Regions from separate parts of the Homo sapiens genome. Here regions 1, 3, 4, 5, 6 and 7 are each linked to region 2. A link is a loop called in an ENCODE intact Hi-C map of the cell type or tissue named here. Cell type or tissue: PC-3. All regions are shown on one strand. Region 1 has its middle 31 kb from the start of FAT4. Region 2 has its middle 220 kb from the start of LINC02516. Region 3 has its middle 230 kb from the start of ANKRD50. Region 4 has its middle 65 kb from the start of ANKRD50. Region 5 has its middle 70 kb from the start of FAT4. Region 6 has its middle 130 kb from the start of LINC02516. Region 7 overlaps LOC105377408 (a long non-coding RNA gene).

The links. Peaks named below come from ENCODE experiments on the same cell type or tissue, not always from the same donor. Only the 100,000 strongest peaks of a DNase experiment are listed, where the experiment ranks them.
Region 1: a loop joins it to region 2, with 10 times the contacts of the local background. A loop is called at or near these places in 73 of 110 quality-filtered maps.
Region 3: a loop joins it to region 2, with 10 times the contacts of the local background. A loop is called at or near these places in 7 of 110 quality-filtered maps.
Region 4: it touches region 2 in a loop (5-fold over the local background); 5 of 110 quality-filtered maps call a loop at or near these places.
Region 5: a loop joins it to region 2, with 13 times the contacts of the local background. A loop is called at or near these places in 72 of 110 quality-filtered maps.
Region 6: it touches region 2 in a loop (6-fold over the local background); 4 of 110 quality-filtered maps call a loop at or near these places.
Region 7: it touches region 2 in a loop (3-fold over the local background); 3 of 110 quality-filtered maps call a loop at or near these places.

What each region holds. Positions count from the first base shown.
Region 1 is chr4:125,282,016-125,286,015 of GRCh38, reverse strand. No RefSeq gene overlaps it. Among named protein-coding and RNA genes, the nearest start is that of FAT4, 31 kb to the left of the region's middle. In PC-3, a CTCF peak has its summit at 2,129 (motif pointing right); no DNase peak of the experiment used is centred here.
Region 2 is chr4:124,332,711-124,336,710 of GRCh38, reverse strand. No RefSeq gene overlaps it. Among named protein-coding and RNA genes, the nearest start is that of LINC02516, 220 kb to the left of the region's middle. In PC-3, a CTCF peak has its summit at 2,465 (motif pointing left); a DNase peak (open chromatin) is centred at 2,430; H3K4me3 peaks cover 277 bases; H3K27ac peaks cover 488 bases.
Region 3 is chr4:124,938,454-124,942,453 of GRCh38, reverse strand. No RefSeq gene overlaps it. Among named protein-coding and RNA genes, the nearest start is that of ANKRD50, 230 kb to the right of the region's middle. In PC-3, no CTCF peak of the experiment used is centred here; DNase peaks (open chromatin) are centred at 943 and 1,893; H3K27ac peaks cover 4,000 bases.
Region 4 is chr4:124,645,507-124,649,506 of GRCh38, reverse strand. No RefSeq gene overlaps it. Among named protein-coding and RNA genes, the nearest start is that of ANKRD50, 65 kb to the left of the region's middle. In PC-3, no CTCF peak of the experiment used is centred here; no DNase peak of the experiment used is centred here.
Region 5 is chr4:125,242,673-125,246,672 of GRCh38, reverse strand. No RefSeq gene overlaps it. Among named protein-coding and RNA genes, the nearest start is that of FAT4, 70 kb to the left of the region's middle. In PC-3, a CTCF peak has its summit at 1,618; no DNase peak of the experiment used is centred here; H3K27ac peaks cover 953 bases.
Region 6 is chr4:124,427,944-124,431,943 of GRCh38, reverse strand. No RefSeq gene overlaps it. Among named protein-coding and RNA genes, the nearest start is that of LINC02516, 130 kb to the left of the region's middle. In PC-3, no CTCF peak of the experiment used is centred here; a DNase peak (open chromatin) is centred at 2,473; H3K4me3 peaks cover 1,241 bases; H3K27ac peaks cover 2,565 bases.
Region 7 is chr4:124,412,854-124,416,853 of GRCh38, reverse strand. The region is part of intron 1 of LOC105377408 (a long non-coding RNA gene); the gene reads left to right. Among named protein-coding and RNA genes, the nearest start is that of LINC02516, 140 kb to the left of the region's middle. In PC-3, no CTCF peak of the experiment used is centred here; a DNase peak (open chromatin) is centred at 2,013; H3K4me3 peaks cover 548 bases; H3K27ac peaks cover 2,859 bases.

The DNA.
Region 1 (4,000 bases), 950 kb before region 2:
GATGGGGATCAAAAATATAAACCTTCTTTTTTTTTTTTTGAGATGGAGTCTCGCTCTGTCGCCCAGGCTGGAGTGCAGTGGCGCGATCTCGGCTCATTGCAAGCTCTGCCTCCTGGTTTCACGCCATTCTCTTGCCTCAGCCTCCCTAGTATCTGGGACTACAGACACCCGCCACCACGCCTGGCTAATTTTTTGTATTTTTAGTAGAGGTGGGGTTTCACCGTGTTAGCCAGAATGGTCTGGATCTCCTGACCTCGTGATCCACCCACCTCAGCCTCCCAAAGTGCTGGGATTACAGGCGTGAGCCACCGCTCCTGGCCAAAAATGTCAATCTTAATAGTAATAAAGTTTAATCAAAGTGTGTTGTTATAGACTGCTATTTCATAAAATTAGTGGTACTTTAGTACACTTTAGTACATAGGGATAATTTCTCATCTCCTTACAGTAGGAAGTTTATAAAACAAACAGGCATACATTACATATTTGTTGATAAATTTATAGAAGATTGTATTTGTCAGTTTTCACACTCCTATAAAGAACTACCTGAGACTGGGAGATTTACAAAGAAAAGAGGTCTAACTGATTCACAGTTCACATGACTGGAGAGGCCTCAGAAAACTTACACACATGGCGGAAGGGAAAGCAAGGCACATCTTACATGGTGACAGGGTAGAGAGAGAGAGAGAAACTACCACACACTTTTAAACCACCAGATCCTGTGAGAACTCACTCACTATCAGGAGACCAGCAAGGGGGATGTCCACCCCCATGATTCAATCACCTCCCACCAGGCCTCTCCCCTGACAGGGGAGAATTACAATTGGAAATGATATTTCAGTGGAGACACAGAGCCAAAGCATATCAAAGGTGTTATTTTGTTTTTGTTTTGTTTCATTTGACATAATGTGGAGAAAACAATTTTGAAATCCTTAGGCACCAATTCTTAACAAGATACTAATTCTATCAATCCAGGGTTTTCCAAAGAGACAGAATCAATAGGATACATATATATACAGAGAGAGATATTATTAATAGATATAGGTATAGACATAGATACATGAGGGGGATTTTATTAAAGGAATTAGCTCTCGTGCAATTATGGGGATTGAGAAGTCCCATGACAAGCCCTGGGACGGAGACCCTGGGATGCTAGTAGCATGGCTCAGTCCAAGTCTGAAGGCCTCAGAACTAAGGAACCTCATGGTGAGCTCTCTGTTTAAGACTGAAAGCCTGAGAATCTGGAGATGGCAGGGGGCGTGGATATTGGTGTAAGTCCTAGAATCCCACGGCTGGTGAACCTAAAGTTTTGATGTCCAAGACAGGAGAAGAAGAGTATATCTCAGCTCTTTGAAAGAGAGACCTAATTGCCTTTTCTGGTTTTGTTCTAGCCAAGCCCCCAGCTGACTGAATAGTGTCTGCCCACATTGACAGCAGATCTTTGCCACTTAATCCACTCAGATTAACATGCTAATTTCTTCTGGAAATACCTTCTCTCTAGGAATTATCTAATCCAGTCAAGTTGACACCTAAAATTAACTATCACAAGAATATTTGCCTGTCACTACTAAATTCTATACTATACCACTACTAGTTCTACTATTAATTTTATGTCAACTTAGTGCAAAGTTAAGCTTAGATTTTAGTTGTTTGACAAATATAATTGATATACTAAAATAGCTTACAAACTTCAAGCAAGGAAAACGTGTTTAGGTCCTAATATGTCCAGTTTCAGTGTCAGACTGAACTGGGCTTAAAATCCAAATCTACCATGTCATAGTCATATGATGTTGTAGAGATACAGCTAGTTGACATTGGAATCCCACCTAGAATCTAAGGATTCCTGTTCAGGTCAGTACTTCATGAAAGGTTAAAAAATAGTACTTGCAGACTGAGAGATCTTACATTTCTACCTCAAAAGCTGGTAGTAAAAATAAATGAAAATAAATGACTCTTGTGAAATGATTTGTGTAATAATACCATTACCACAAATAGGCTGACTACAATGATTAAATTCGGCTATTATGAAATATCATATTTGCATATTCTATATCCTTCTAGATCTAAATTCTTACGAAGTCACTTCTAAAAATGTTATTTTTCAAAGTGGCCACATGGTGGCAGACTTCAACCAAACAAGGACAGTGTTTCTTAAAAACCCTTCATCATTTTATTTTAAGCGATTTGTAAAAGCCAAAAGTTTACAAAATTAAATCCAGGACAGGCACTATATTTTACACCTTTATAGTCTCAAAACGTAAACTTAGAATTTTATGTACTAAGACAGAGTTCTATTTTGACATCAATGAAGAGCTCTTTCTATGCCTCAAAGATTGCTCTATAGGGTGGAAGAGGGCACAACTTTCTTCCCACTGGATAGCCTTTCTCTTCTGAACCTCTTCTTTTTGACCAAGTGAAAAAAAGTTCTGAGTAATTGGAAAAATCTATTAAGAACATGAGTATCGTGGTCCCACTGGTAAAAGTTTGTAGCTTCTTTGTTGGCTTCACTACTTACTTTCTTGAATGACTTGGGCAATTTCTTAATGCTCCTTGCCTCTATTTTCTTTTCTGTAAGGTGCGAATAATAAAACCAGTTCCTCCAGAGGTTTCCTGTGAGAACTGAATATGCCTGCAGAGCACGTGGAACAGGACTTGCACATAAGAAACATGCAACACGCACTGTTGTTATGATTACTATCCTGTATCATTAACAAAAGAAATGTAAACAATGAAGGGTTATTAAGCTTATCCTTTATATTTGAAAACTGGGGAAAAAATAATCACAGAGTAAATCTAATTTGCAAAATTTTGGGAATAGTGCAGTATACCTGGAAACTGTAAACCAGCACATATTCCTTTCCCTTCCCAGGTGTCCTTCCATCCTTCTTTTGTTTGTTTATACACCTTCCCCAGGGAAATCCCCATGAACACACACACTCATATGCACACACTCACAGCAGCTGAAAGAAGAGTAATCTAGGTAATACTACATCTGGAAACAACAAGGAATGAACATGGCACAGTGAGAATTCTTCAAAGAGAGTTGTAGCATAGAGATAGTCATGTGTCCAGGATAAAAATAAAAAAAATGGTTGAAAAAATATCACTGTATCAAATTCTCACTATTCTCCACTTTCACACAATGCTCCCAGGGCAGAAAGAGAGATGCAGAGGAATATTTGCACATGGAACTAGTATTTAAAATTATTTTTCTCAAAATTGAATATAAGGGGTAAAAGATGATAGTTGTTGGGTTTAGAAGTTATGGAGGAAAGAGCCACAAAAAGAATGACCATTAAGGACCGGGCGCAGTGGCTCACGCCTGTAATAGCAACACTTTGGGAGGCCGAGGCGCGGGGATCACAAGGTCAGGAGATCGAGACCATCCTGGCTAACATGGTGAAACCCCATCTCTACTAAAAATACAAAAAATTAGCTGGGTGTAGTGGTGCATGCCTGTAGTCCCAGCTACTCGGTAGGCTGAGGCAGGAGAATCACTTGAACCTGGGAGACAGAGCTTGCAGTGAGCTGCGATAACGCCACTGCACTCCAGCCTGGGTGACAGAGACTCTGTCTCGAAAAAAAAAAAAAAAAGGAACGAGACTACCAGCTGAAATTACACATCTTCTTCAGCTTTTCTTATTGAACCAGACGACATGAATGAAAGTCAAGTAATTCAAATTAAAATGGTTACTCATTACTGAGAGAGTTGAACATAAATACATTTATTTCTTCCCTTCTTCATACATTTACTTATCCATTTATTCATACAAAAAACATCTGTAAGACTGTATTACATTTTAGTAACTAGGAAGTGCTGTGAATGTGTGTCTGTGTGTGTAACTTGAAAAAATGCACAAATTATGGTTTAGTGATAATAGCATTGTGTCCGGAATTTGTGGGTTCTTGGTCTAGTTGAGTTCAAGAATGAAGCCACGGACCTTCACGGTGAGTGTTACAGCTCATAAACGCAGCAGGTACCCAAAGAGTGAGCAGCAACAGG
Region 2 (4,000 bases):
AGAGTTAAATATATTTCATTGAACATGCATAGCGTTCATTTTTCAGGGGATTTGCAAAGCGCAGTACTAAACAAACTTATTACAATAGGTCAGGAAGCACATTTGGATTTCAGAAACTATCAAATCGCAGAAGTTGTTTGACAATCTAAGAAACAGTTCTAGTCATTGGAAACCTAAGGATGTACAAAAGTTTTACTATTTTAAGGGGGGTAGAGGGATGGTCTTCACAGGAATCCACAGATATGAAAACAAGACAAGGTTTCTGAACAAATTTCTGTCTAGGTGTTTTTGTTCTTCCTAATACAGACTTATCTACCACTATCTTCTATATTTGGAAGGCTTTAGAAATAGTAAAATAATAAAAGTTAATATTTATTGAGTACTTAAGTACTTTATAAGTTTTAATTTTCTTATTCTCACAAAAAGGTATACAGAAGTGTTAGTCCTCTTTACAAATACAGAAATAGACAATTAGGCAGTTTATATGAAATCATACATCTGGTAAGGAAATATTTTCAAAACGTTTAACTGACACCTTCTTCCTGTGGTGTAATTTCATTAAATTAAAAACATGGGCTATGTTTTCCAAAAAGATAATATAGTACAACTTAAACTATGGCCAACTTAATTTATTTGAATAAAGACCAAAACATACTAAAAGTATAGCAAGCACTCTTATTACTGGAAAAGTAATATGCTTGAGAAGTTTTATGAGAAATTGTTCTGCTGGAAATAGTGAGTACATTTTTTAATGTAAAATAAGAACACATGGCCTGAATTTAGGGTAGAACATTGAAGCAGATACTATTCTAAATTTTGAGCTGTGCATCTATCATAACCTAGAGCAACAAAATTATAAGGTTTACAATTCTAAGTTGTTTCATCCTGTTCATATGTTGATGAACTAAAAATCTTATTTGTTTCTTTCTTCTTCTCGTTAACTTACCCAATGATGTTTTAAGTTATTTAATGTATGCAAGTAGTTTAAAGGTAGTGACTATGGTTTTATCTTTGTTCCTCTAGAGCACATAGGAGACAAATTTGACACTGTGGTCCAGGATAGTGTATTCTTAAGTAGAAGAAAGTCAAAGTTTGTTTTGTTTTATTTTTTCCTAATTTAAGCAACTCAATGATATTCATTACTTTCATTAATATCCATAAAACAGAGATATGTACTTTATTACATACAAAGGAAGAAGTGGTATAACCAATTTTGAAAACAGCATGCCGGTTTCCTAAAAAGTTAAGCAGACACTTGTCATATGACAATTCCCCTTTACCAGCCCTTACCCTCTTAGCTTATACTCAAGATAAAAGGAAATACACATCTCTACAGAGATTAGTACACAAATGTTCATAGAGTCTTTATTTGTAATAATCCCAAGCTGGAAAAAAACCCATAAATCCCCATCAATAGAAAAATAGATAAACTATGGCATATCCAAACCTTGGAATATCACTCAGCAATCAAAAGGAATGAACTCATACATAGAACAATGTAGATGAATCTCAAAATGATTATTGAAAGGGAGAAGCGCTAGACGCACCCTCACCAAAAACAGTGTTCATATTGTATGAATCCAGATAGAAAATATGAACTAACTTACAGTGACAGAAAACAGATTAGCGGTCACTTCAGGGAGAGAGAAAACAGAGAATAATGGGGAGGGGAGGTATTACAAAGGAGCACAAGAAAAGTTTTAAGGGAGCACAAATTTTGTTGCAGTTATGTATGTGAAACTTATCAAATTATATGACTTAAATAAGTAGTTTATTAATGTTAATGATACCTAAAAGCTTTACATTTAAAAAAACTAAATTTAATGAAGAAGAATGACTGTGAAATCAGTAATTTAATATTATTTTTAATAGGCTGAACTGTGTATCATCTGTAAGCAAAGCTATTTCTTTGCCCCCTTAGAATAGCTACTAGAGTACAATTGTCCTATATTCACATTTTTTTCCGGAATGTACTTAACAGATTGTAACTGCCTGATGAATGCAATCTAAATAATTTTTAAAATGCGTTTCTTTTATTTGCCATGTGCTTGACTTACAAGTATATCTTAAAATGTTTTTTTGTTCTAATTTTCTTTTAAACTTCTCTTAAAGTGGATATTTAATACCCACTAATAAGAGAAAACTGCATTTCAACAGTTCTGCCAAAGAGCTAGCTTTCTTTGCCATAGTATTATTAAATTATTGATTGTTCTTTTTCAGAAAGTCAGTTTAAATTACTGTTAGTTTCCAGAAATGGGCTGATTGTACTTGCATTCTTTTATAAACTTGTACAGAAGGAAAAATGATTACCCCATTCTCGAATTTCCCCATTTCCTAATCGTAACCAAAGGATCGTCCTATATATCAAGCTAATGTCTCTCCCTAACAGTTAACAACACTGTGACTCAACAGCTAGAAAATACTTACCCCAGGACTACTTGAGGAGACTATCAAAAATCTTAGAAACCATGGGCTCCACCTAGTGGCATTTTCCCAGTTGATATTATGGTTTTAAATCTAGCATTTAGCTTTCTGCACAAACCATTGTTTTTATTTAAATTCATTTAATAAAATTATAAAATAACACTATTCTACTTAAGTATTATTATTCAGTAGATTTGTGGTTTTAGTCATTTTTCTTTTTATGCAACCTTACTACTATAGTGCTTAGTATCATGCTTTTGATTTGTTTGATTATTCTAAATGGAAATAAATGGGGATTATGTTTTAATAATAAGGAAGTAGAGAGATGTATTAATATATGATAGCATTTTCTAAAAAGGGAATCCATTAGCAAGTCTATATAATTTCTAGTATTATGTCTGAAGTAACTTATAAAGGAAACGAATCTAATGATTGTATCATATAAATTATACAAAGCAGTGATCTCATGATCGTAGTTTTAAGTTCTCTGCAGCTTTTTATTTGGAAACTATTCCTCTTTGAGACATTAAATTTCTTTACCAGAATACCATATTTTTACTTGAAGAGTTGTAATTACGCAAGACTAACATTTAAGCTGAAAAGTCATTCGTTAAATGCCAATTAAGATTTCTGAAGTCATACATTTTGCTTACCAGACAAATCAGAAGATACTCAGAGATTTAGATTGAGCAGCCTATCGAAAAAGCACATTCCATTTCCACTAGCTCAGACCATTAGGAAAATGTGGGTTACCTGACAAGTCAGGAAGGGCTTTTAAATACTCTACAAAACTTCTGAGAAGCATATCTTGAGCCAGGAACCGTGCACTCATCCTCAGTTCCTTTCATCTGTACTTTAAATTGCTTTACTTCCCTCCCTGATATTCCCTCAGGTCATTTGCCAACCCACATACATGTACCTGGGAGTGTTCATGGACACACACACACAGTTTTCCTAGTGCCTCTGATTATAGCTGAAATACATTCAGCCTTTTACCTCATACTAAGCAGAGGGATTGATGGAAGAAAATTCCAGGGCAACCAAGGGTGGAGGCTAGGGATTGGTAAAGACAACGTTCCTGATGGATGCATTTTTTTTTTTTTTTGAGATGGAGTCTTGCTCTGTTGCCCAGGCTGGAGTGCAGTGGTGCTATCTCGGCTCACTGCAACCTCTGCCTCCCGGGTTTCAAGTGATTCTCCTGCCTCAGCCTCCCAAGTAGCTGGGAATACAGGCGCACGCCACCATGCACAGCTAATTGTTGTATTTTTAGTAGAGATGGGGTTTCACCATGTTGGCCAGGATAGTCTCCATCTCTTGATCTCGGCCTTGATCCGCCCACCTTGGCCTCCCAAAGTGCTGGGATTACAGGTGTCAGCCACCCCGCCCGGCCCAATGGGTGCATTCTTTACCGCTTTTCAAAACTGGATTGAGCCTCACAGTCTGCTAAGGTTTTCTGGGGCTAGCAGCCATCCAGCCCTTGCTGCATGGCTCTGGGTGAGTAGAGGATGCAGGCAAATCTACCCTCCCAGGGCCCTGGTGATTGCTGCTGCTCTGAGTTATGTAACTCCTGCTCACA
Region 3 (4,000 bases), 610 kb before region 2:
TGACTTTTGATTAAATTAAATATGACAAAATTAAAAATGACTTTGAACAATTGTATGTCATTACATTTGAACATAATTGTAGAAATATTCACCCTTGTGTGATACCAAAATTGACAAATTAAAACTCCTAAGAAAGAAATATAATCATAGCTCACTACTTTACCTATATAGTGAACTAAATTTACATGGTCAAGATAATGTAAATAAATAAAAATAAATGGAAAAGTTTAGTTTATTGATTTTCAACTTTTAAAGTGATTCTATATATAAAGCACATAAAATTATCCTTGGATTATAGAACTGAATAAAATGTTATCACCCTAACAATGTATAATGCAGTGTAACTTGAATGGAAGGTAGAAAAGAGAAGACGGGAAGGAAAGACATCAAAAAAGATAAAGATGCTAATATCTTTATTTTATACATTAAGGATAGTCATTTATAATGGAACATGAAATAAAGTTTTAAATAATTTCTTAAACCTAGAAAAATACCAGTAAAAGAGCTATAAAGTATTAAATATTTATTACTTTATTATAGTATTTAATAAAGTAATTATTATAATAAATAAGAAAAAGTGTTAGGGAAGAGGATAGGTTAGATAAGTAAACTGAATCCTCACCTTTAAAAGATAAAAATCAGTAAATATTTCTAAATATCATAAAGACATAGTAATAAAAGTATATTTGGGAGATACGAAGGTAACTATAAGAAAAACAAAATATATTCAAAACAGTCGCTCTGAGGATCAGGACGACAGTGAGAATTGAGAAAGGGAATTCCTGGTTTCCATTATAAACTCATCTGTAACATTTTAATAAGTGCTTATATTGCTCTCATAAGAAAATACTAAAAAAAAATGCATATATTAATTGGATGTCATAGCCCTTCAACTCTTGTCCAAAGACTACATTACACCGAGGAAGTTGATTACTCAGTTAACATGATGAGTCATGAGGCAGGTAATTTCAAGGCATGAGAAAAAAAGATCTAAACATGGAGATTAGGTAGGATAATGTATTGCCTGGAACAAACACCTAAAATGCACAATAAGAAAAAAAGAAACTATTACACTCAAGGCAAAATTATGAGTTGGGAAATCTTTGGTATAATCAGTCAGGTATTTTAAATAAGCTGTTCGTAGGGAATATGGATGTGTCACTTAAACTAAGTAACGGGGTTAACATTTAGATGCATAAATGCTAAAATAGCCCAAAGACTGGTTTGGAGCAGGGTGTGATCTGATTTATCATTCTACAAATCTTTGAGAATTGATTAATCTGATAAGTTAGGAACAGGAACAACAGATCAAAGTGACTATAACAGTATAATTCTAGAAAGATATAAAAAGAAGAAAGTTGTAAAATATAACTAAATGACTATCTGGCATTTTTCAGTGTTTTTAATGGCAATACAATTTATTTCATCTTTATCGATGCCCTTAAGTTGGGCCTAATATGTTGAAATAAGGTTTTCTTAAATGATGGAACACTATTGTTAATTACTCAATATAAAAAAACTCAGCACTGTAATCATTGTCATTATAAGCATTTATGATAAAAATTTATAATGAAAACATTTTAATTGTTTAGTCTAATATTGTTTTAATTGGAACAATAGAGCCTGTAAAGCTATATTTGTCAAACAAAACATTAAATAAAATTATGGCTGCTTTAGAAATTATGAAATATTCTTAAAATAACTGCCTCAATTAGCTACGATTGTCCACGTGGAATTCAGCAGCAGTGAGTCTGCCTTTTAAATAATGACAGTTGTGTATCAGCACTTGGAAATACTACTTGTGTGAGTTTGATCATTTTTCTCTGGAGGTGGATGTCTTCCAAGTAAAGCACATGAGTTAGTGAATGTTCTATTTCTTTTTTAGCCACGTTTTCTCTTGGGAATGTCAAATTGCTCAGCAGAGTTAAATGAATGTCTCATCTCAGTGGAATGTAATAACCATGTGAAGAATACAATGGAAGGAAATTGTGTCCTCATCCTTAAGGAGATTATAACTGAAGGGTCCACATTCAGAATACCTACCCAATGTTTTAAGAAGATACTGTAGAACTTCCAGTAACAATGGAACTTCCTCTTTTGTACTAGGATGCTTATAAAAATGTTAAATTCATTTTTATCTCTTTGGGGACTTTTGCCTCCAGACAAATGCTTCCAAACTTGACTATTCATCAAAATCACCTGTGTAGGATTTTAGGGATTATGGAGTTTAAAAATTCCCAGCTCTTACCTCCGGAGATTTTTATATGGTAACTCCCCAGGTGATTCTGATAATTAGCCTGGCCTAAGAACAACTGCTGGAGGTAATTTCAACATAAACAGAAAAACTTGTTTGACCAGAAATTAAAAGTGTGCCTGCAAAGGTCAACATACTCAGTCTGGACAAAACAGAAGAACCAAGACCTCACATTTACAAATCTATATGCCAAAATAGATAAGGTTCCTGTATGCCCTTTAATTAACTTGAAATTAAGTGGCTCTTATTTAAAAAACTAATTTTCTCACCTTATCTTGTTACATTCTATTAAGTTTCTTTTCATAACATTATTGTAGGCATATACAAATACTCCTCCAGAGGATTTCCAAAGGACTGACACTGTTTCCACATAAGAGTTAGGTTTGGTTTTCAGTGAATTGGAAAATATTAAAACATATTAATCCATAGTTGTAAACCTACAAATGTAAAACTATGTATCACCTATGACATCTTTAGCAAGTGGTAATCTATTCCTAATCTATTTCTAGTACATAACAAAAATTTAAGTCCCTAATTCTTCAACTCCCAACAACTCAGCACAAATACAGAAAAGGAAGGAAATGACAAGGAAAGTACAGAAAAGAGGAAGAAAAAAAATTGAAGAGGGAAGAAAGTGACAATACTAAAAGATTTTTATGGAATTGCTAAAACAGAAGCCAATTTTTACCAGAAAACAAGAGTATCCACTGTGTATTAACAATATCTATTTTTTTTTTTTTGAGACAGGGTTTTCCTCTTGTTGCCCAGGCTGAACTGCAATGGCACTTTCTCGGCTCACTGCAGCCTCTGCCTGCTGGGTTCAAGCGATTTTCCTGCCTCAGCCTCCAGAGTAGCTGGGATTACAGGCATGCGCCACCATGCCCAGCTAATGGTATAAAAGGAAGCTCCACTCTGCTCCATGACATAAAGTGTTCTTCCCTGGTGCATACAAGTCATAAGATGAAGGTTTCCACATAGGTAGTTGTATGTATCATTAAGTATTGACCACTCTCTTAGACCCTCTTGTTTAATATTTTCCCCCAACACAGTTGAGCTTTCTTAGCAGTCAGATTTGGGAAATAGATATTGTGTGTTTTAAAGCCTCTCCTAAGGGATGACTTGAGAAATTTCATTTTGGTTTTCTTCTGTAAACACTGGCCTTTGAAGCATGCATACATGCACAAATAATTGTGGAACGCACAGTCAGAATAAAGTCTTATTAAGTTAGTATTATGCAAGGGACTATGGTAGAGAACATTTTAACAATTCCCTATTCTTCATGGATTGATAATATTGTAAATATTATAAAAATGAACTTCTGAAAAATTAGACACACTAAACATAAGCCCAAATTATTTGTCATCTGATTCAGCAGACATAAAATGACTCAAATTGCTCTAAATGTTTCTAACCACATACTCTCAATTTCTGTACTTGCCCTGTGACGGACAGCTAGTCTGTAAACCATACTCTGAAAAATATGGATTTATCCCACTGGGTTTATCAGAATTCTTACTGGGACCAATGAATGAGAGGTTACAAATTCAAATCTCTCATAAAATGGTAATAGAATAAAAGGTCATTTAACTTGGAATTTGATTAAGCTTCACACAAACATCATAAATATGTTACCTAATGAACATAAATAAATAAACAGAAAACCTCCAAATGTATGCCCCATAATTGTTACTAGCAGCAAATCCATATGGGTCTGCAACAACCTGAATTCTTGCCTCCTCAGAAAAA
Region 4 (4,000 bases), 310 kb before region 2:
CTCTTAGAAAATTATAATGCATGTTGTCATATTAAAGACTCTGAGAGGTCCTTCAGGAAAAATATTAACTATTTAACCTTACAAAAACTAGTGTTTCTTTCAAACAATTTTTGACAATAAAATGCCTGCCTCCACATTCTTTTACAAATTTATGCTGTTCAAAACTAGGTAAGGAATGCATTCCAGAATTGCTTTGCTTCTCTCACCTCTCACATCTAGGTACAGTCACACTCCGCATCATGACGCTTCAGTCAACTACGGATTTCATACACGACTGTGGTCCCAAATCATTTAATGGAGCTGAAAATTTTCTGTCACCTAGTGGCATTGTAATGTTAAGAGCAAAGCATTTGCTCACATGTTTGTGTGATGCTTTGTGGTAAATAAACCTACTGCACTGCCAGTCATACAAAAGTAAATACATACAATTATATACAGTGAATAATATTTGATAGTAAATGACTATATTACTGGTTATTTACTACACTGTACTTTTTATCATTATTTTCTAATATATACCTTACACTTAATTTTTTTAAATTAGCTGTAAAACAGCCTCAAGCAGGTCCTAAAGGAGGTATTCTAGAAGACATCATTATCATAGGCGATGACAGACCTTACAGTGGGGCAAGATGTTGGAGTGGAAGGTAGTGATATTGGTGATCCTGACCCAGTGTAGGGCTTGGTTAGTTATGTGTGTTTGTGACTTAGTTTGTAACAGAAAAAGTCTAAAAAGTTAAAAAAATTTAAAAATAGAAAAAAGCTTATAGTATAAGGATATAAAGAAAATATTTTTACAGCTCTACATTTGTGTTTTAAGCTGTTATTACAAAAGAGTCAAAACCCTTAAAAATTTAAAAATAAACTTTAAAAAAAGTTACAGTATGGTAATGTTAATTTATGATTGAAGAAATACCAATTTTTAAAATAAATTTAGTGTAGCCTCCGTGTACAGTGTTTATAAAGTCTACAGTCGTATACAGTAATGTCCTAGACCTTCCCATTCACTCACCACTCACTCACTGACTCACCCAGAACAACTTCCACTGCTGCAAAATCTATTCATGACCTATATAGGGATTGGGGGTCTGCTTTTTGATCTTTTATACTGTATTTTTACTGTACATTTTCTATGTTTAGATAGACAAATACTTGCCATTGTGTCACAATTGCCTATGGTATTCTTTACAGCAACATGCTGTACAGGTTTGTAGCCTAGGAGCCTATGGGCTCTAACTCTACCCCATTTCTCACCTTCCTATTCTGTACTTCTGCCCATTTCCTCCATCCTTGTTTAGAGCCTCTCCTGGTCTCCTGGGACTCCCCCTTAACCCGTACTCCTCTCTAGTGCTCTGCCTTCTCCAACTCTTCAAGCTGATGGCAGCTAAACTATATTCCAGCAGAGCTCTGACCATGTCACAGCCTCTTCTGTGCTCTTCAGTCTAGCGCATCTGCTCTGCAGTTTTTCCTTCATGTGGCCACCAGTTATCTTTTCAAAACATCACTCTATTACAGCATAATCCTACCTCTAAACTTTTAGGATCTCTCATTTCTAACAGAATGCCAGTTCATGCATGGCACAGAGCTTCTTACAGGCTATCTTTCACCTACCTTTCCAGTTAGTTGCTTCTTCCTCCATTTTCTCTGCCACTTCACCACCACTGCACAGGCACCAAACCCTCTGCTCACATCCCCATCGAAGTGTTTACTATTGCTGGAACACTCTATGCTCGTTCACAGCTATATTTCTCTGCCCACATTGACCTTTGTTCTATTCTCCCAGACAGAGATTATTTATTTTTAATGACTCTTGTAATTTATTTTTATATTTCATGGTTTTTTTTCTGTTTTATGCTAAACAGATTGTATCATTTTTCTCCCACTGTAATCTTCATTTAGATAGAAAATGAGTGTTACTTATCTTGATATCTTTTGGATTGTCTTGTACATAGTATGTGTTCAATTACTAATCTTTGAATTCCAATTTCTTTTCATTCAGAAACAGCTGTGTGGTAGTGAGAAACATTTAAATCCTGCTATTTTAGGCCACTTGTTAAAACATACTCTTCACTTAATCATTCTCAAACAGGATCCCAACTCTTAGTACAAAATAGTTTATATTTTCTTATTCCTGCTTTCCCATCTGTTCTACTCAGTCAGTTTGTATTGAATATAATAGGAAACCAACCAATTATTCATCACTTATTTGTTTGAACATTTGTGGGTTGACTACTTAATTGCTTTTAGCTGATACTCTGCCCTGACCTCTTTTTATTGGAGATAATTAAGTTGAATTCAGTTGATTCTTTTAAGAAGAACTTAGTAGCTGACACTGAGGTCAAAAAGACCTGTCCGTTTGTCCTCTAATTATCCAACAAGCATGGAGAAAAAGGAGGTTTCACGTATGCAAAAAGAACAAGTGTGGGCTGTCAGCCACACTTCATATCACAACCCTTCCTCTGAGCATTAACCATACATGCTACTGGTGCAATAATAATAATAATAGGTATTTGATTTGCGACCTGGTAATGACTCCTTCGATGTAAATTATGATAGAAGCTGAATTAAAAACAGATGAGTGGGAAAACTAGCTCATTAAAAATAAAATAGGCCGGGTGTGGTGGCTTACACCTGTAATCCCAGCACTTTGGGAGGCCAAAGCGGGCGGATCATGAGGTCAGGAGATCAAGACCATCCTGGCTAACACGGTGAAACCCCGTCTGTACAAAAAATACAAAAAATTAGCCGGGGGTGGTGGTGGGCACCTGTGGTCCCAGCTACTCGGGAGGCTGAGGCGGGAGAATGGCGTGAACCCGGGAGGTGGAGCTTACAATTGCAGTGAGCCGAGATTGTGCCAATGCACTCTAGCCTGGGCGACAGAGCGAGACTCCGTCTCAAAAATAAATATATAAAATAAAATTGGGAAAACAAAAGAAGAGCTATACAAGGATGAAAAATAAAGCATAATCTTAGAACAAAAATAGAGGCCCTACAAAGGAAAGCAAGATAAAGTGACAAAAAATAATCAGTGAAGCCAGATGTGGTGGCTTACACTTGTAACCCCAGTACTTTGGGAGACCAAGACTGGGGGATCTCCGGAGGCCAGGAGTTTGAGACCAGAAGGGCAACATAGTGAGACTCTGTTTCTACAAATACAAATAAACAAACAAACAAAAAACCAGATAAACAATCAATAAAGTCTATGATTTTACTCTAAGGTTCTGGACTATATCTCTTGATTTGTGCAAAAAAAACATTATTATTCATTAAACTGTAAAATAAACTTTATTCACACATTTCTTATATGCTTTTTATTTACATTTCTCACACTTAATTTTTTCTATTTAATTGTAGTCATGCTTATTTTCCAGTTAAATTCTTAATTAATCCAGAATGATTTTTAGTGTTCCTGGAACATTGAGAATTTATTTGCCAAATGCATACTAATTGTGAAAACTATTAGACTGGCCTCACTTAAATACAAGAAGAAACCTATTTATTGTTTCATCATCTTAGGTTCAATGCATTTAATGTTTGTCTTGGACAATTCTGTTTGTGACCAATAATGCATTTCAACTTTCCAATGGAAATGTCATTTATTTATTTAGTCAATAAATGCTTATTGAATACTTAATATCCACTAATTTCCATGTTAGAAAGTGACTTTAAAAAGCCCAATTTCTGCCCACAAGGAATTTATATTCTAACAGTCTCTTTTTTTAAACAGAGAGTAGAAATGTGATACAGAATAGAATTAGAATGTGTGCTCAATGACAGCAGAGGCCATTTCTCTTTTGTTAACATCTTGCAGTTCTTGGCATAAAGGAGATGCTCAGGAAGTAAGTCTTTAATGAATGAATGAATCCTTTGAAATAGGTTTCTAACCAGAGATAGACAAAATCTAGAAATGTAGGGTGTTTTACTGTTTTTATTTATGTGTTCAGTAGTATCTTGTTTCTAATCCCCATAAGTAGAGGGACATAACCATGCTTTATGAAAA
Region 5 (4,000 bases), 910 kb before region 2:
TCATCAAACTATATACATTATTTATGTGCAGGTTTTAATATACCAATCATACCTCAGTAAAGCAGAGTGGGGGAGAAAAAAGGCCATTAAGAAGCAAAGTAAATGACAAAATAAACGACATTTCTCAATGAGCTAGAAAAAAAAAGAAATAGCAATATTTCATTTCATTAACTTGTTGATGGGAAAGCAGTATGGTAAGTCACTTTAGAAAAAAGTTTGGTAGTTTCTAATTAAGAACATGCTTTCCACACATCCTAGTACTGTACAAGTATTTATTCAAGAAAAATAAAATCTTACGTTCTCACAAACACACAAAATTTAAGCAATCTGAGTTTAGAGTTTATCTTCCAACTACAACTGAACATTTACTTTGTATGCATAGTTTTTAAATATATATATGTAATTTGAAAAATATTTCTAGACATCCTTTCTGATTCATGAAAAATCATTGATAATTCAGAAATGACAAATTCTTCAACTTTATTCTAAATGCAATATAGCATTTCTGTTTACTAACTTGCCTACCAAACTGTCTTTGGAGCATAATGTAAATTTATGCTTCATTAATGTCTATGTTAACTGATATTTACTTGCTCATACATTGATAATTGTTCTTCAGAATTGCTTTTCAGATTTTACATTTTTTCAAAAGCATCACATCTATCTAAATGCATTCATCTAGTAATTCGTATTAATTCTTGTGACGACATTTTGTGATGGTTACTTGAATCATCATTAAAACGTTACTTGTTTCCATCAAATAAAACATTGATGGAAAATGATTTCAGTTTGCATTACTGGATTAGAAATAGTTTCCTTCAAATTTTAAGTAGTCCAATTTCTTTCTTATGTAAGAATTATTTCCACAGTATTCAAAGTAAATTGGGACTTCTCTTTTGTTTTATATTATCTTTTTAAATTCTGTGGGTGCAACAGATTCTCATCTTGTTTCAAAATTTGTGATAATGTTTAGAATTCACAATACAATTAGATTAGGTGCTTGGAAGTCAGAATTCACGTATCTGATAGCTGAATGTAAGAGCTCTCATATCAGTCAAACTCACATGAGAAAGAAAGAAAATTTCAAGATATTCAACACTTTATTATAAAATAGGCTTTATGTTAGATGATCTGATCCAGCACCTCAAGAACGTATCACTGCATATCACTAACCCAGGAAAAGATCAAATTTCAAAATTCAAACGAAGTATGGCTTCTACTGACTGTACATTTCTTTGGCACCAACATAAAGTCAAAAAACTGTAAATAAAACTATCACAAATTGAGGACCATCTGTACTAGCATTTATAAGAAAGTTCTAATTCATTGCTAATTAAACATGTTCGAAAAGTAAATTACCATTCTTGTGATGATGTATGATTTGGCTATCTATGCATCTACAGTTCCTTATAAACCATAAAAGTCAAGGTATCAGTTTCTGCTTGGCTTAAATAGCATGCATGTTAGTGTGTACAGCCATTTTTGAAAAAGGGGTGCTTTCTGTGAAAGACAATATTAATCTCTCATCAATGGAGCTAAAAATGTCAGTAAACCATTTAAGTTTATTTTTCTTTGGATTGTCTGTCTCCATCCTGTTATTTTAGTTTTTGCATCACTAGGGGCCACTGTTGTCTTTTAAATATATTTCACAATTATGAACGTCTTTAAATACTATATCTGAGTAACTTCAAAATTGATCAATTTTAGAAATAGAAGGAGGTCATGTATTGTTTTTTAGGCAGTCTGCCTACTTGAAATGTTTTAAAATGATTTTTGAGTAATCTTAAAACAAAATGTGAAATTTTCTTTTAAAAATTGAGTCACTATATATACAAATGTAGATGTTATTCTACAAATTGATATTTATTTTACTCAAAGTCTCTGTTTATAGTTATAGAAAGATCACAAACCTACTTTCAGTGAAATGTCTTTGCAAAATAATGAATTATAAAATATGTTAATAGTAATCAAAGATAAGAAAGAATAATTAAAGCTATTGAGTGCCAAACATTGTTCCAAGAAAACTCCACTCACTATAGCATTTAATTCATATAACAACCCTATGAGTTATCTATCAATAATATTCTCAATGTATAGTTGGGGGCACAGAGGGCTTAAGTAAATGGCACAATTTACTTAACCATTTTAATGTACTTAACCAATTTAATGTAACCATTAGCATAATGTTACAACAGTTGACTAAAAAAAGTAGTAGATACAGGATATATGTGTATGTGTATGTACATATAAAAATATAGAGAATTATGTGTGTACACACATGCACACACACATTTTGATAGTGATGTCATTGTTTAGATCTACACAGCATCTGAGATTTTACCCTACTTGTAAGTTAGAAAATTAGCCTGGAACTGTTTTATATATGCTCATAAAAAAACACAAAAGTCCTGTAAAGGAGACAAAGGACTATATTACTCACAGCAAATGTAGTAGCCAGAGCTTCATATTTATACCAGTTTCCTCTGTCCTCCAGACCCACGGGTGTTTATACATGCAATGGATTGTACCGCAGCAGAGAAACATTGAGGTTGGGGAATGTATTGCTTTTATAGCAAGTGGGAACAAGCCTGCTTTCTGTCCAGGGGCAGATGCTACCTCTTCTCAAGGTTGGACACCATAATCACAACCTTGGAAGATGGCTCAAATAGCAGTCAGGACTTTGCATTTTTAGAATACCCAGCAAGAACATGCAGGAATGTTTAGGCTCCATGGCAGAGTGCCTGTTCAAACAGTCATCCATTGATTTTAATATGAAGTGGTTTTCATTTAATTTAATATTTTTATGGCTCACTCCTCAACCTCCAAAGGACAAGAAGAATGGATGACCGATGGCAATGCTGTAAAAGCAAGATAAAGAAAACTCTTCATATTTCCTCTGATTGCATTTCTTCTCATTTCTTGTAGGCAATATTGTTTGGCAGACTCAGCTTATTTTTGTTCTTGTTTTTCTAGATTGTTCCATTACATTTTCATTCATTTAATAAGCTTTTACCCAGTGCCCAATTTGTGAACAAATTTGGCTCACAACCTCATAATATAAATTTTATTCAATATAATTATTTTAGAATTTAATGGTCTTTTAAAATCTCTAATATATAAGAATGTTATATTTTGATTTTTAACTTTATATCTAATACCATGTGTCAAAAATAAATTGCATTTATAAACTCTATCCATGATTTTATATATGTTATAAGCTATACTGCCACTTAAATTGTTTCTTGTTTTAATTTGTGATATATCTTCTATTTTTCTCTTAGGTATTCCTTTGTTGAAAGCTAGTAGTAGTTTCTTAAAACTATTTTATTCACAATATTCATTTTTTTCAATAGAAGATGATTTAAAATTATTACTTATAATAATGGCATTCCAAAACAATGCTTTATTTACCTTACTATTTATCTTACAATCTTCTTTAGTATTTATAGCATCATCTTTTACCAGAAATTACAGATTTAGAAAGCTAACTTCACAACTGGATTTCTAAGTGTCTATAAAATCCAGAAGTCAATGAATATAACTTAAAAATAAATTTTAGTATGAGACGTGGGTCTTTATCACCGTAAAAGTATAAGAATTCATTTTCCATCACACTATGGATTCGAAATCCTTAAAGACTGGCACTACATTTTATTTCTTATGTTATTTTTTTCATGGAATACAGGAAATCACATGCATAATACATTTTATTAGGACAAAAAGTTTAAAAATAAACTTTAGAGAATGACTCTGATACTGGAATTGATAACTCTAAGTTATTGTCTGAATCCACACCAATTTATCATTTTTTTCTGGTGAGAGTATATCCTAGGATCTAATACCACATTTCAAATATTAGTTACATGACATTGGGCTGTTCGTGTCAAGCTTCTTGCCTTCATTCATTTTGAAAAAAAAAAGTTAAAAACTATTATTGAGAAGCTTCCCTGAAATTATAGGTAGAATTAACACATACTGGTAAACAGAATGTATATTTGAT
Region 6 (4,000 bases), 95 kb before region 2:
GTGTGGAACCTGAGTATTTAAGCCCTATCTGTGGAGTTTTCACAGTAGAAGATGAGAAAGCAATTGTAAATGGTTCTGAAATAGGCAGTCCAGAACTATGAGTTAACTGCACTCATGGAATTGGCATGCTTAAAAGCTAAACAGGAATCACTCATGCTAAAATGTACAACAGTCATGTAAAACAGAAATTCTTTTAAAATGTTCAAGCTTTTTAGAACCTCAAAGTTATAATTTCAGGAACTGCCTATTCTGATTAGATACAGGTTTGGCTGTGTCTGAGACATCCACCTAATGCAAATAGAAGTGTGTTTCTCCTCTTGGTTTCCCAGAGTAATTTTCTTAGTTCTGCAAATTTTTTTGTATGTAGAAATAATACCTTAATTCATACATGAACACATATATTTCATTTTTTACCTATAAAATATCAAAATCTTACATAAGAACATGAAGTTGTAAATAATCTTAACATTGTAAGTACATTGTAGACAAAATATTTGGAATATGTTATTCTATTTATTTATTTATTTATTTATTTATTTTTGAGACAGTCTCGCTCTATCACTGCAGTGCGTTGGCGCAATCTCGGCTAACTCCAACGTCTGCCTTCCAGGTTCAAGCGATTCTCATGCCTCAGCCTCTCAAGTAGCTGGGATTACAGGTGTGTATCAGCACACCCAGCTAATTTTTGTATTTTTAATAGAGGCAGGGTTTCACCGTGTTGGGCAGGCTGGTCTTGCACTCTTGACATCAAATGATCTGCCCGCCTCAGCCTCCCAAATTGCTGGGATTACAGGCATGAGCCACTGTGCCTGGCCTGGAATAGATTATTTAAATATAGTTTTTCTTTTTCATTTTAAAATCAAGTTCTGATATTTATAGCTGGTTGTCTATTTGACTTTAAAAGTCCACAAAATAATAGTATCAATATATAATCTACCATGACTTAAATAATTAATGTATTTTAATACCATTTATCCTGCTAACCACCAGTTGAGGTCCTTATGTTTTCTATTTTCCTAATGAAAAAACTGAAGTTCAAAGAAGTTAAGTAACTCCTGAATAACACACAGTTACTAAATGTCAGAGCTGGATTTGAAACCACTTGGGTTTGAAACTTTCCAATGCCCCTCTCTCTTAGAAGGGATGTGTGGAATTTTCTCTTATTCTGCTTACTAATTACCTTCATGAAATTCATGTTATATGTGTGGAAATAGCAAGGACCCATTATTTGTGTGCATTCACTTTAAAATTAGACCTGATTTTAACAATTAAAAATATGAGCTAGGCTTACTTGTTGGAAATTAGAAATGTATATATTTCTTAACACTGTTATTAGTAATAAAAATTAGAGAAAAAAGGAAAGAGCAGAAGCATCAGGTAAGTAAACAGAGATGTGGGTGACATGTAAAGAAAGAAACTCAAATTATGAATGAATTGCCATCTCTATGATATATAAGTAAAATAACATTTTACTTTAAAAAGTAACCAGGACATTAGGACTAAATGAAAATGAGCCATCAGCAGTTCAAGCATTTTAGATAGTAAATGAAATGAAATATTTAAATTCACATTTAAAAATTATAATTTTTGGTGGTTTTAGGTACAGACATGGAGGAAATCTGAACAATCTGATTATACAGAAAATCTAAATTTTCCATATTTAAAAAATTTACCTCTACAATATAATTACTCTAATAATTAAAATAAATTTTAAATACACTAAATATTTTTCTCTTTCATTCCATTCCACAAAGAATCATCAAGCACCTACTATATTCCAGTCCTTGAACCAGGTGCTAAGGCTGTACTGAGATGTACATGGTCCTAATCCTGCCCTAATAATTCAGTCTACTCGGTCATGAGATGAGAAAACAATTCAAGCACAATTCATGGGGCCACTAGGGGAGCAAACAGGAAATTACTTATTTAAGTCACTTTCAAAAAATTAATAACCTTCAAAATTAGTAACCCATTTTTAAAATCCATTCCAAATGAATAAAATATAAGGCTTGAAGTCTATAAATGGGTAAAGTCCAATTTTCCTGAAAACTTTCCACTGCAAAATGAACACGCTGGAGGAATACAGACACTGAGGCCAGCCTTAAATGAGTTAAAAGGTGTTGCATTAAAAAAAAAAAAAAAAGAAGAAGAAGAAGGAAGTTTTGGTAGTTAAGAGAAAGGATAAACAGTTTATAGTTTCAAAGTTCTTCAACTTTAGAAGACAGCCATAAGAAGGGACATAAAAATTGGATGTGTGTGTGTGTGTGTGTGTGTGTGTGTGTGTGTGTGTGTATGTATACAGTTACATGTTTGAGCAGGAAGTTTGGCAGGCAGAATCTAAGAAGTGAGGAAGCGACTGATTGCCCCTGGGAGTTGGCAGGAAACACACAGGCCGAGGATAGGAATTAGAAGTATTTGATAGCTCAGAGGAAATCATGGCACAGAGAGGGAAATAGTGTAAACACAAGGGTCACGAAATAAAGACAGAGCGCTTGGCTCCCTGGTGGATGCAGGCAGGAACAGAGGCCATAATCCAATAACCCAGTGTACAAAGCACCTCCATCACCGAAGCAGCGGGCTTGGCAGGAAGCATAGATCATACCATTATGTCCTCATTTCTCTCCCCTGTCGGGAACAGACTTTATGACTAAACTTCAGATAGAAGACATTATAGGAAAAAAATTGTGGGGCACAGTTTTAGAAAAAGAAGGAAGATTGCCTTGAGCCCGTTTCACCCAATAACCTTTATGCTACAGATCAGGTTTTGAAGTTAATGGTATTTATTTTGGCTTTTCATGATTGGAACCTGTGATGTGAATTTTGATATCGATATCTAAAGAATAGACTGAGGCTTTTGACTTTTTTTTTTAATTAAAAACTGATTATCAGAGATAGTTATACCCTGAAGCTAATGAAGGTAAAACATCTGAAGGTAAAACATCAGGGTCTCTCACTTGAATTTGGTCTTACAAGACCCTATGCTCAATTTTGCATTTGTAATTTTAATTCCTTTTCAAATTGTATAAAGAATATCCTTTATAGAGAGATTGTTACAAATGCTCTACTTGGCTCATTTTGTCATTATTGACAGGTTTCGTGGGTGGGAACATTTTTTTGCCAGGTCAACGAACCCAAATTTCTACATTCAAAGTGAAAAGGACATGAAATTTCAACTACATTTCTAGAGGAATGAAAAGTATATTTTAATGTATTACATAAAGAAAACTGATCAATCAATTTTGAAATGCTGCAAACTGAAATTCAACAGGAATGAATACTTCAGTTGCTCAAATACATGAGGAGAACTGTGATTGATATTTGTTGGTCTCTGATGTTTTGGCACTACATTACCAGAATATATTTAATTTCTTGTACAAGCAAATATAATGTGTAAGAAATAATTTTGTAAATCAGTTTAAAAATCCTTACTTTGATTCTTATGCTACATTTTATTTTAATCTAAATGAATCTGATACCTCATTTGATTAAATATTCTATCACATAAGATGTTTTGGGCTGCAGGTAATAGAACACACAGGTCAAATGACATAAATTATAAGGGAATTTGTAATTTCACATAATAGGGTGCCAGATACGGCTAGATAGGTCTGTCACAGAGCCACAGTTTAGTGATGCCGTTGTTATTTTTTCATCTGAATTCCTCCCCATCATCAGCATTGTCACCCTCATGATCTCAATTCAGCTGCGATGGTTCCACAAGGCACAGGCAGGCACCACCAACCCAGTGAAGGAAAAAGAGGTGATTTCTTTTGAGTCTCTGTTTCTTTTAGTAGGAAAGCATTAACCCAAAGCCTCCTTCCACTCAGGTCCCAGTTGGTCAGCATTGGTTTCATGTCTTGCCATAGCTGCCAGCTTTCCCAGTGGGCTGTGCCTGGCATTTCCAACCTCTAACAGGGCAGGTGGGCTTGGCAAGGAGAGTCAGGGGAGTTGGGGAATACAGGGAACACAATCAAAGATTGCTACAATTTGCCTTTATTCA
Region 7 (4,000 bases), 80 kb before region 2:
ACAATAATTTAACCCATTATTCCCCAAATATATTTGAAAGTTGAACTTTTTCTTTCTAGCGCATACATACTGCCTATATTGGGAAAGCCTGACAGAGATTATTTTCATTAACCTTTCCAGCAATTTTGTCAACAAGTATTGAACTGAAACTCCTGCCTTAAAAAAAAAAATGGAGAGCTTGAAAAATGTCACTTGGCTATGACAGAATAGAATCCAGGTCTCCTCATTCCTATTCTGAGACTCTTTATACTTCAGGTACCTCCTGCAAATTATTAAACCACTGTGGTGATTTTCTCATCTAAGAAAACAGGTTGTTGCTCTGGACATTCTCAAATATACTTTTCCAGGCTTTTATCCACCTGGAATAACCCCATCCACACCCCATCACCACCATCACCTTTTTATATTCTCATTTTCCCAACATCATGCTAGAGTCTTGTATTCTCCATGAGGTCTTACTGTAACAACTTAATCTTTTCTTGTATCCAAAAATCTCATGGAATTCTCTGAGTTCTTCATTCTGGCAGTGATTAGATATTGCCTCATGTAATATAACTAATTCATGTGTGCCTGCCCTATTTCTCTAATATCAGACAGTTTGTCTTAATCTTTGTGTTTATCTGTCATCATCATCATACACTCTATATAGCACTTATTGAATGAATGAATGAATTTGTGCAGAGGGAAATGACTAAGTGAATGATGGAATTGTGGACACATGACATGGACAAAGTGTCTTGAGTATGCATCCGTTTAATATTTCAATTATTAGTATTTTCACAGAGTGGGGAAAGTAGTGTACACTGGTAGGGAGCATGGACTTCTTACTAGATCAGTAGGTCTCACACTGTAGTATTTATCAGAATCCCCTATGGGGTTTGTTAAAACACAGATTGCTGAGTTCATTCTTTAATGCTGAGTTTCTCATTCAGTAGGTCTGGGATGGGCCCTGAGAATTTTATTTCTAACAAATTTCCAGATGATACCAATGCTGCCGGTCCAAAGCTCATATGTCGAGAACAACTAAGCAAGGATAAATTTAATTAGTTCAGCAGCTGAACTTGCTCCTTTCTGCCGTCTGACTGAGAAACGCTCTTAAATATTTAGCCTTCGTCTCATTATTTTATAAATGAGCTTAATATACTTAAGTTGCAGAATTATGATGATATCATATATTAGAATGGGCCAGACATAAAAAAGTCACTATTACATATGAGATTGCTTCCTTTCCTCCTTGCTGAGGAAGTGGCTGAGAGTGTTTCATATGGCAGTCCTTCCTTTTTCTTGTCTCCATAAGTTCTCAGAATTTATACTATACTATTCATTTATAAATGTGCCCATGTCCAGCAGCATTTGCCTTGGAACCAAGATATTGAATAACAGGAGCAATAACACAGACCTCAGGCACGGAATTCATTACTCACAGCCAACGGCAGTTCTTAGTTCAGACTACAGTCAGTTCCAGTTACAAATATTCCTTGCTGAAGCACAGGCTTCTGCTTCAAAACAACTCAGAGACACGGACTGCTTTCTGTTTTATCTCCTCATATAGCAGCGATAGTGCTTAAAGTTATCCCCAATCTGATGCCATTCCGTCTCACTCCATCAAAAGGCACAAAGGAGCCCTATCTTGGCTTTATTACGGCATCCTTTCAACAGACCCTTTGCTTGGGAAAGAATAGAGCTGAGCTTAAGTGATACTGCCTCACTTAGGAACTTGACCATTAGCAAAATTAATCGTAAAAGAGAAGCTATAGTAGTTTTAAAATTCTCTGATGAGAGATTTCTCTTAATTTTAAGTGGTTGGATTACATGAATATATGCCTCCTTTTAAGCCTGGATTATGAAAATGGTCTCCTTTAAAGTTTAAAAGAAAAAAACCTTCCTATTTTGTTGGGCTGTTTTACTGTCTAAATTATTATATGAATTATATATGTTTGACTCATTCACTCCTGACAATCAGAGACTATATTCACTCTGTTCCCAGTTGGGTTCTGAGGTTGAGCCTAAGATCTGAGTCATAATCATGCACATTAAAGTTCAATGCCATTATATTTTCTACATTCACAGAAGGCCAAAACTGGAAATGTCCATAAGTATCAAGTAGCCTTGCCTGACATTAAGTCTTTCAGGCTCCCCTAGGAGGAGTTAGAACAGTGACAGAAAGGACTTGGGGCTCCTGCCACATAATACAGTTTCTGAAGATCAGGTGTGACCTCCCTACTGCTCTTGGAGAGACATTTCACTCCCTGCTTGGGAAAATTAATTATTCCCACTTGGCTTAATTTTCTGAGAACTTTTCTCCTCAGATTTCTGGCAATTCTATCCCCACTCATCAGCACGACAACAGGGCTGAATAAGTCTGAAACACTGTCAGTGATAGATGAGTGGGCTTATATTTTGGTGACTTTGCTTTCTACACTTTGGCATACAGCTTCTTTTCATCAAAGAGGTAAAACAAACCATGGAGAACATGAAGAGAAAAACCTTTTGTCTCTCATCTGACACCAGATGGATCACCCCAGTCCCTGCCAGTAGCAAGATCGGTAGAATATGAGAAAGGGGAATCAGGATCACTCAGACCTTTTTCTCTGCTACTGGGCAGCCAATGCTTACTGGAGGAAATAATAAAATCATATGTATTGATTCATTCCAGATAAATGCTCTCTAATTTAAACTAAGCCTTCTAGGCTGATGAGTAATCATTTTATTTATCTCCTGTTGAATCATAATTTTATTTTCTTTTTTAGCTATTTCAAAGTGTCTTTACTCTTAATGTCTGTAAGCCTAGCCAAAACCCTTCAAATTGCTGAATAATTTTTCTCTAATTTATCAAGATTATTAAGACTATTTGAAAGATGTCTTCTCGGCTTTCCTTGTTACTATCCCTGTACTTTTTATTCACCATCTCTTTCTGCATTGTATTGGTCTATAAAATCATAAACTGTGTGGCTTATAAACAACAGACATTTATTTCTCACAGTTCCGGAGGCTGAGAAGTCCAAGATCATAGCAGATTCAGTCTGGAGAACACTTTCTCGTGCATAGATGATGCCTTCTTGCTATGTCCTTGCATAGTGAAAGGGCCAAATCAGCTCTCTGGGATCTCCTTGAAAAGGCACTAGTCCCATTCATGAGGGCTCATCATTTATGACCTAACCACTTCATAAAAGGCAGTGCCTTCTAATACCTTCACTTTGTAGGTTAGGACTTTAGCATATGGATTTTGGGGGCACACAAACATTCAGGCCATAGCATGCATATCTAACACACTTCTGAGGACAAACAGCATTCCCATTTTCTTTCCCATGGCTCTATGTGTGCTCTCAATCCAACCTTCTCATACTTTCTCTTTGACTGATTTGTTATTTTCTTACTTTGCTTTGTCCTTCTTTTTTTGCTCTTTACATCCCCATTTTTGCTTGGGAAAGAATCCAGCCGAGATTAAGTGCTGATGTCTTACTTAGGAAATTGATCATTAGCGAAAGTAATTGTGAAAGTGAAGCTATAGTAGTTTTTACTCATGATCATATCAAACTATCAGTCTTAAAATAATTTTCCTCCTTACTTACCTCTCTCTCAAGCTCTTCTTCAGTCTCTCTGCTTTCTTCCACGTCTAAAACTGATTTATGATCTAGCTTCTGCCCCCATTACTGTTTGATAACTGGCATGTTTTCCAGTCTACATCGTCTTACTCTCCGCTGAATTTAGCCATGTAATCTCCTAGCTTAAAAAAATTCTTTGATATTTTAGCATTTATTATTGCTTACAAATTTTCATCTCTCTTTTTTCTCATTAATGTATTCTTATTCAACATCTCATTTCCTAAATGCAAGTATTCCCTTAAGATTCTATCCTAATCCCTATTTTTGCCTTTCTTCACTTCCTCCTTTGATGAGCTCATTCATCCTCATTTTTTTGAGCCGTTTCTACTGGACAAGTAAAAGTCAGTCTCTCTGGCACTCCTCTCTGTTTAAATTCGTACCTCATGAGCTACTCT